2 separate regions of the Homo sapiens genome follow, and region 1 is linked to region 2. Evidence: chromatin loops called from intact Hi-C (ENCODE). Cell type or tissue: heart right ventricle. All regions are shown on one strand.

What was found. Peaks named below come from ENCODE experiments on the same cell type or tissue, not always from the same donor. Only the 100,000 strongest peaks of a DNase experiment are listed, where the experiment ranks them.
Region 1: it touches region 2 in a loop (2.1-fold over the local background); 3 of 110 quality-filtered maps call a loop at or near these places.

Annotation. Positions count from the first base shown.
Region 1 is chr10:4,532,561-4,536,560 of GRCh38, forward strand. No RefSeq gene overlaps it. Among named protein-coding and RNA genes, the nearest start is that of LINC00705, 120 kb to the right of the region's middle. In heart right ventricle, no CTCF peak of the experiment used is centred here; no DNase peak of the experiment used is centred here.
Region 2 is chr10:4,622,842-4,626,841 of GRCh38, forward strand. No RefSeq gene overlaps it. Among named protein-coding and RNA genes, the nearest start is that of LINC00705, 31 kb to the right of the region's middle. In heart right ventricle, no CTCF peak of the experiment used is centred here; no DNase peak of the experiment used is centred here; H3K27ac peaks cover 374 bases.

The sequences.
Region 1 (4,000 bases), 90 kb before region 2:
CATTGATATGAGCGTTTGTCAGATGGAGATGTCAATGTTTTATGTTTACTGAGAAAATCAGGTTACAAAAATGCTTCCCAGAATGGATTTCACTAACATTATTCATCATATTACTCAAGTGTTCCCCTGGAAACGCTAGATATCTGTGTTTCATTTTCTTTTATGACCAGTCTTCCATTTTGTAGCAAAGAACTATTACAAATTGACATTTACTTGTATTTTGAGGATTTATAGAGAATGTATAATCCCCCAATAAAAGAAAATGAGCCACTTTCATGGTGTATTTTAGTCTGTTTTCCTAATGTTTGAATTTCAGACAATATTTTAAAGCTTGATGACTTTAAACTTTTTATCTTAACAAAAAAACATTTTTCATCGTTAAAAATAAAACCAGTTTAGTGTGTATATTTTCTTCTGGGCTAATCAGAGCCATAATTACTCAAAATAGTAGCATTACTAACAATTTATTTCTAATAAAATGTTTCAAAATAATAGTCATTTTTATTTTTATATTATTAAGTGAGTATCACAAAATTTTAAAAAGCTATTGGAGTTGTTTCAGCTGGCAACAAATCTATCATTTCTGATCTCAGCATTTCACCCCATGTGGCAACTGCATCGTTCCTGGCTGTAGTCCTAGGTTCATGTAATTTAAAACTTTATATTAATTTGCTAATCATCTGATGGTTTTTTTTAGTATTTCCCAATCATATATTTGAATTCTTTAAACTAAGATGTTCCTAGTTTATTTTAATGTGCATTTCTAATTCCTACTTTTACTTTTGTTTTTAATATTATTTTGTTTCAGATGTGTTTTTAATTTCTGGGTCCAACCTAAACATTAGAAACATCTAATCTATTTATTTTCACCCAATTTTTAAAAAGTTATACTCTCTTAAATCACTTCTATTTTCTTCTATTATTTTTTGAAATCATCAAATTTTAGAATCAGAGGTCATCTTCATGACCATAACAAATCAGGAAATATCATACATGTGACAACACATATGCGAAATCCAAGCCTCCAATCTGTTTCTTGGGCACTGCACATTTACAGTGTTATCAGCATATACATTTATCTTTTCAGAATGATGCCTCACGAAAATTTATTGCAGGCTATACAGAGATAGGTATTCTTTGGAATTCCATCATGCCATATTATATGCTGCAAAGAGTGAGGTAAATAAAATGTGGCTGAAGGGAAGTGGAACAAGCCCGTGCGTGCATGTCATTTCGGAGTAAATAATTCTACAGTCAAAAGCCCAGCCTGTCCACAGGCAAGTCCTGAGTTCACAGCCCAGGAAAGCAGTCTTACAAGGATTGCACCATCTGTTGCCTAAGAAAAGCTAGTGTTTTACTATTTGTTGGTTTGTTAATCAAAATTTTAATTCACGTATTCATTTTTTGTGTAAAAGAACAGATCGTAGGGTGGAGGGTCAAGGTAAGAAAGCAATATAGAAATGTGTATTAAAACTTCTAAAAAATGTTCTAGCAATGGAATATCTCTTTGACCTAAGAAATACAGATGGATCAATTAAACTGTCAAACTCTATGTTGCATGAAGAGAAATAAAAGAACAGCAACCATCAAGACTGTCTTGTAGGCTGAAAGAAAATTATGGCCAGATTAAACCCCACCACTGAGGTTTAGATTAATTTCTAGTTACCCTGGCAGGCCATGGCCCAGGGCAAACCTGAGTAAATTCCTACTCTGTGAACCACCTCTCAGGTTTTGTTCATGGAGAAGGCTACACTTAGCCTCTGATGCCAGTAGAATGGTATACGATTGATTTGACTTGTGTTTTGCCCATATCCTGATTTGTTATAGTCATTATGATGACCTCTAATGCTAAAATTCTAGGATTCTAAAACCAATTTTAAAAATAGAAGGGGGCTGGCCACGCTGGCTCAAGCCTGTAATCCCAGCATTTTGGGAGACCGAGTTTGCAGGATTGCTTAAGGCCAGGAGTTTAAGACCAGCCTGGACAACATAGTAAGACCTCATCTCTACCAATAAAATAAAATAGCCAGACATGGTGGCTCATGCCTGTAGTCAGTCCCAGCTTCTCTGAAGGCCGAGGTGGGAGAATCACTTGAACCCAAGGGTTCAAGGCTGTAGTGAGCTTTGATGGCAACACTGCATTCCAGTAGCCTGGGTGACAGAGACCCTGTATCTTAAAAAAAAAAAAAAAAGGATTCAAGGGAGTACGACTTTTAAAGAAATTGATGCAAGAAAATGAATTAGATATTTCTTGGCTAAATTGGACCTAGAAATTTGAAACATATCTCAAACTTGCTCTTACCTGCCAACTGTTAGGAAAAAATATATATATATATGAGTGAAACGGAGGGAGAAGATTACCCATGGTGAAGCATGCTACCAGGGGCTACAGATATTTTTAATCAATATTAGTGGTATCTTAGACAAAAAGTGTCTGTTGCCAAGCCATGTTAATTAATGATTTTTAAATAGCTATTATTCATCTTTCGTTGTCGCAATAGCATTTGGTTTATGTTGACCTATATTAAAACTTGGTCTCTGTGGTTGGAGTCCAAGTACCATAACATACCTCTATGTTTGTAGTGTCACTTGAGTTTTAGAAGTAGGTGGACATTGGCTGTTTCTGTATGTTTGAACCTAAAATCAGAATAAAGTGTGGGTATGCCTTGGATAGAGGTGTTGCCTATGCTCTTTTCCTCCTTATAGTGTATGTGATAAGGAAACATGACCCCAGCCTCAATTCCCAGGGTAGTCTCTGCATAGGCTGAGCAAACCAGAGCAACCTCATGAACTCTACCAGGAGTGGTTCATAAACTCAGGCCTATGCCAGGCAATGCACAGCCATCCCTTGGTGTATCTGATTGGTCCAAGGGTGGGCATGTGACCTACATTGGCCTAAACTATCTGAACAGAAAGACTTTTATTCTGTGGTTAGGAGAAGCAGTTTTCTGAGTGTTATAACTCTTTATACTAGAAAAAATCTTTCCACCTCTTTGGTTTATTCATTTCAGATTTTTGGCATAATTAAGAGTTCCAGCTAATTGTTTTTATAAAACGTTCCACATTCAGGATCTGTCAATTATTTCTCATAATTAGATTCAAGTATGTGTTTTTTGGCAGCAGTACTCCATACGTAATTATGCATACTTCTGTGAAGTTAAGGAGTCACCAATACCACACTCAGGCTTGATAATTTCCTAGAAGGACTCACATAACTCACTGGAAGCTGTGATACTCGCAGTTACAGTTTATTACAGCAGAATTATATGAATTGAACTCAGCCAAGGGAAGAGGTGCATGGAGCAGAGTCCAGGAGATTCCCAGGTATGCAGCCGCCCTCTGCCAGTGGGATTGTGGGCAGTGCTGTCTCCAAGAAATGATGGGTATGATTTACGTGGAGCGCTGCCAACCAAAGAAGGTCCCAAGCCTTGTGTCTAGAGTGGCCACATACACATCATCGACAAACACCTGCTTGGCTCATCTTTAGAGTCCAACCCCTCCCAACATTGAGGTGACACTGCATGGCCCAAAGCAACACCCAAAATCACACTGTTAGACAATCTGGTGTGGACCAAGACTCCCAGGTACAAAAGACACTTTTATCAGACAGGACATTCTGAGAGCTTAGAGATGACCTCCTGGGTGGCAAAGGCAAAGCACAGGCCTCTCTTTGGGAAAGTTTAGCTTTTTTACTACTATCCATGTCCCTCGGCCAAGGTTCTTTTACAACAAAACAACCATATCTGTTTGAGCATCTACATTTAGTGTAACATTGATATCAATAGTATCCATCTGAATATGGCTAACATTTGGAGAAATCAGTATTGGGCAAGAACAGATTTGTAGAAGCAATTAATTCATCCTATAAAGCCATGTCATAAATTTTCATTTTTTTGTAATAATTTGATAACTCATTGTTCTTCTCTATCTATTGCTATTTGAACTTTACAACAAACTCATTCATAATTACTTAGCATAGAAATTAGATGATGGTTAGCTA
Region 2 (4,000 bases):
TCTCAAAATGATTGTCTATTCTTGACAATTTTATAGCTTCTTTATAAAAACTTTTAACATCATTATTCTGTAGGAATTAATAAATGAGTTTCTAGGTTGCAAATAAGTAGAATACAATTTGGAGCAGAATATGCTTTAGGAATCAAACTCACCTCTAAAATGTAAAGAGAATGTGTTTGACTCAGATAATGAAATGAAGAAAAAAACTGGCATTTCTGTTAATACATTTTAGATCACTTTTCTTATAATCACAATGACTTCTATAATGAAAAAAAAGTCCATTTGTCTTCAAGTAGAAAAGATTCTGCCACTTATCCATTTACCTATTTTAACTTTCTTTTTTATTTTTTTACATATTTAGTTTTGCACAGAAAATACCTACATTGATGTTTTTATGTTTGAGAAGTGTGCTTGTGACTATTTGCCAAATGCAAGTTGTTTTTTTTTTTTCTTTTTTTTCTCAGTTTCTGTATCACTTCTGGTTTCTCGCTTCTCCTAAATCCAGATAGGTTTCAACCGTAAGCCAGTAATACAGATTGTGAAACAATTATTGATTGATCAGCAAGCTTACATCGCCATAAAAAGTCTCTAACGACAGATGTGTAAGAGGAGTGAGGTAAATGTGACTATTCTCATCCCACAGCTGATGACACCATGTCCGTAGCAGCTCACACAAGGGCTCATGGGTAAGGTCAGGCATAAAACTTGGGCGTTTTGAATTCTTGGTCATTGCTGTTTGTATGACGGTATATACCAACTTAAGAACTTCTGACATGTGCAATAATATTTAGCCAGAAAACATTGATTCTGACTCGAAAACAGCAGGCATGTGATCATTACAGGAATTGTAGAAGGACATAATTCCCAAGTCCACAAATTGTGACTGCTAGTGAGATAGAAAATACAGGAACCTATCAAAGAAAAGAGAGATGTAAGACCAAATTGCTAGGGAGTTCCTGAAAGAAGATAAAAAATAAAACTGTGATGAATAAAAGGAAGCAAAAGAGACAGAGGTTAAATAATAGGGCATAGGAATTCAAAAATAAACCTTAAGATAATAAATATAGTTGCATAAAACCAAGAGAGTTACTTCTCACAACTGTACCATGAATGGATACATAAGGTTACAGTGATGCAATCCCTAAAGAATACTTGGAATCATCTGCAAAGTCATGACCATTTGGATAATGGGAGCACTTTCAGCTCAGGGATAAGACATTTGACACACTTATTTAAAAGATTTAACTTATAGCATAATTAACAAATATTCTTATGTTAATGTAATTTGTTAAAATTGCTACATATAAGGATGTGTGTAATAATATGACACCGTAGCAGTATTCCATGAACACACTACCTGAGGAAATTGCATTTCAGAGGACAGTCAGCATTACTAAAGATGATTAATGTTGATTATAAATTCCAACACCATACTTATTCAATGTGAAATCATCACAAACTCTCTCCCCTCCCCTGCTGGCAATAGGACTAATAAGATGGCAAGCTCAGGACAATCAGGAAGCTGCTGACATGGTTTCTTTGCTAGAAAATTAGTGCTACCATCAACAAAATAAGGGCATCTGGAGCGGCTGGTTGACCTGGGGAGAGATGAAGGATAGACATGGGCGGCCATGACTACGCTTGAGAACGTTTCTTTATGGAAGCTTCATCAATGAACACGTGTGTAGGCTCTGCAAAGCCGGGTCTCCCCAGGGTCAGTCTCAGCTCAACATCACACTAAAGACATCATCATCTAAAGTTAATGTTCTTGGAAAATAATCTATCCATTTATTTTAGATCTTCTTCAAGTGATGAATCAGGGGGTGACATAGTCATTCACACATCTCAAATTTCCAAAAATGTTCTTCAGACATTGCTCGCTTTCCCCCATATTTCACACTTCTGTGTGTAATTTAACAGCAGCTGTTAAATTTCTTTCCCCCTTGTTTCTTCTTATGTCTTTGCTAGGATGATGCTTGTTTTCCTTCCCTCCCTCTGTGCCCCTGTCCCCACCTCCACTGCTCACAAAGGCTCAGGCTTTGAAAAGTGAGCCCCTCTTCCTCTCACTGGGGTCTTGGAACTGCCTTCTGCTCCTGCTTTGAATTTTCAAGTGAGCACAACTGGGCTGGAAATGTGTGAAACACAACCTCCGTCACATCAATTTCCCCCTAAGAAAACTATTTATCATAAAATTCTCTCTCAGACAATTGGGTAAAAGCAAAAGACAATGTTACTTGTATTCTTCTAACTAATAAGCCATCTCTCTTTGGCTTCACCTTCTGTACCCTTGGGGACAGAAGGCTGTGAATCAGCCTCCAAGTCACCACATTTCTCTGGGTGCTCCTCGGAGCTGCTATCCCGGAGCTGCTCCAGTGTTCTCTGCCCCCTACACTTCTCGTCCTTGTGCCTTTCACCAGCACACTCAAAAACTGATGTGCTATTTGCTTTTTGGTTTTGCTATTTGTTTTTGTTTTCTGACTCCTGCCTGGCCCTTCTTGTAATTCAAATTTCCTTTAAACAAGCAGACCGCACTAAGGACTGGAGGGAAAGCCCTGGCCCAAGGTCTGGCTTCCACTACAGGGCAGGGCAAAGCCTTGAATGACCAGAGTGTTCCTTCCAGAACTTCCTTTCTCTGTCCAGGAAAAACTTAAAATCTTAAAGCAATCGGATGGGTATGGAATTTTTTCTGAAGACTGATTTCCAGATTGTGACTTCATAAAATAATGTATTAGTTGTGCTAGATGCATGGGAGGAATATGATGCATTATGTTTCCTATTCAGTATAGTTTTGATTGCAGATCCTGCCCCAAAGTACAGTGACAGTCTCATGGTTGTCTACACAGCTTCTCTTAATCAAGAAAAATATTGTCAACTCACCCCTTTAGTATGGTTTTCAGCAAATAACTTCATTCCACTGATGTTCTTTTTCTGTAGGATAAGGGCTATTCAGCCCATACATTTGAAACTGAATCACTGAGTTATTAAGGTTTATTAAAATGTATTATTCCTGAACTAAAATTAGCACTTTTGTGGAGTTCATAGAGGACTCCAATTAACAAACCTTCCATAAAGTCCACCTACTTCACTGCTGGGGGACAACGCAGCTTCCTAGTCAATGCCAGGGAGGAAACCCTGCAGTTGTAGGACGCTTGGCTCTTGTTTGTATCAATATTCTCCTAAGTTGGGGTTTAAAATGGCAGCTCTCCATTTAAAAAAATTAAATAGTACACTCTAATCATTTTCAAGTTAAGCACTTTGACTTGGTTAATCCATAATGTGATTTTATCAATTTGCATTAAGTGCTCTTAAACATGTGTGTGTGACGGCAAAATTGTTCAGCATCCTTATCTCATTATGAAGAAAGTTTTAACATTATCTCTCCAAAAATTTCTTTGGACATGACATTTCTTTGTGTGTCACTGATATCTTTTTCAGAGAAAAGTGGGGAAAAGGAGATTTTGGATTGTGGAAATTTTTGCTCCTTCTTACTTGCACTCTCATTTAAAAAGTATAAAATCACTGTTCTGGAAAGCAATGGATTAGTAGGAATGAGTTGTTGGTAGTGGCAGTAAGAATAGCAATCACATACTCTAAGCTTATAAATATTTTCTTAATTATTAGGTTGGTGCAAAAGTAATTGCAAACATTATGTTGGTGCGATTACTTTTTCACCAATCTAATATTTTTCTTTTTATATCTCCACTTATTTGCACAGTAAACGTATCCAGGCAATGGTCTTCAATACTGGAAACAGTCTAGATTGTGCCCTTGCATTTGGTAAATGGGACGATTGGTCATTTGTTTGTTCTTTCTCTTCTCTCTGACTCCCTCTCTGCCAGTTTCCTTTCTTCCCTCACTGACCTGACCAGGAACTTTTACAAGCAAAAATTTCTTCTTGTAGAAGGATACAGCAAGACATTCAATTTGAGGTTGCATAGTTGACTTTGATTTCGCCGTTCAGGTTAGCTTGCATTGTTAACAATTGGATGTGGTGGAAGAT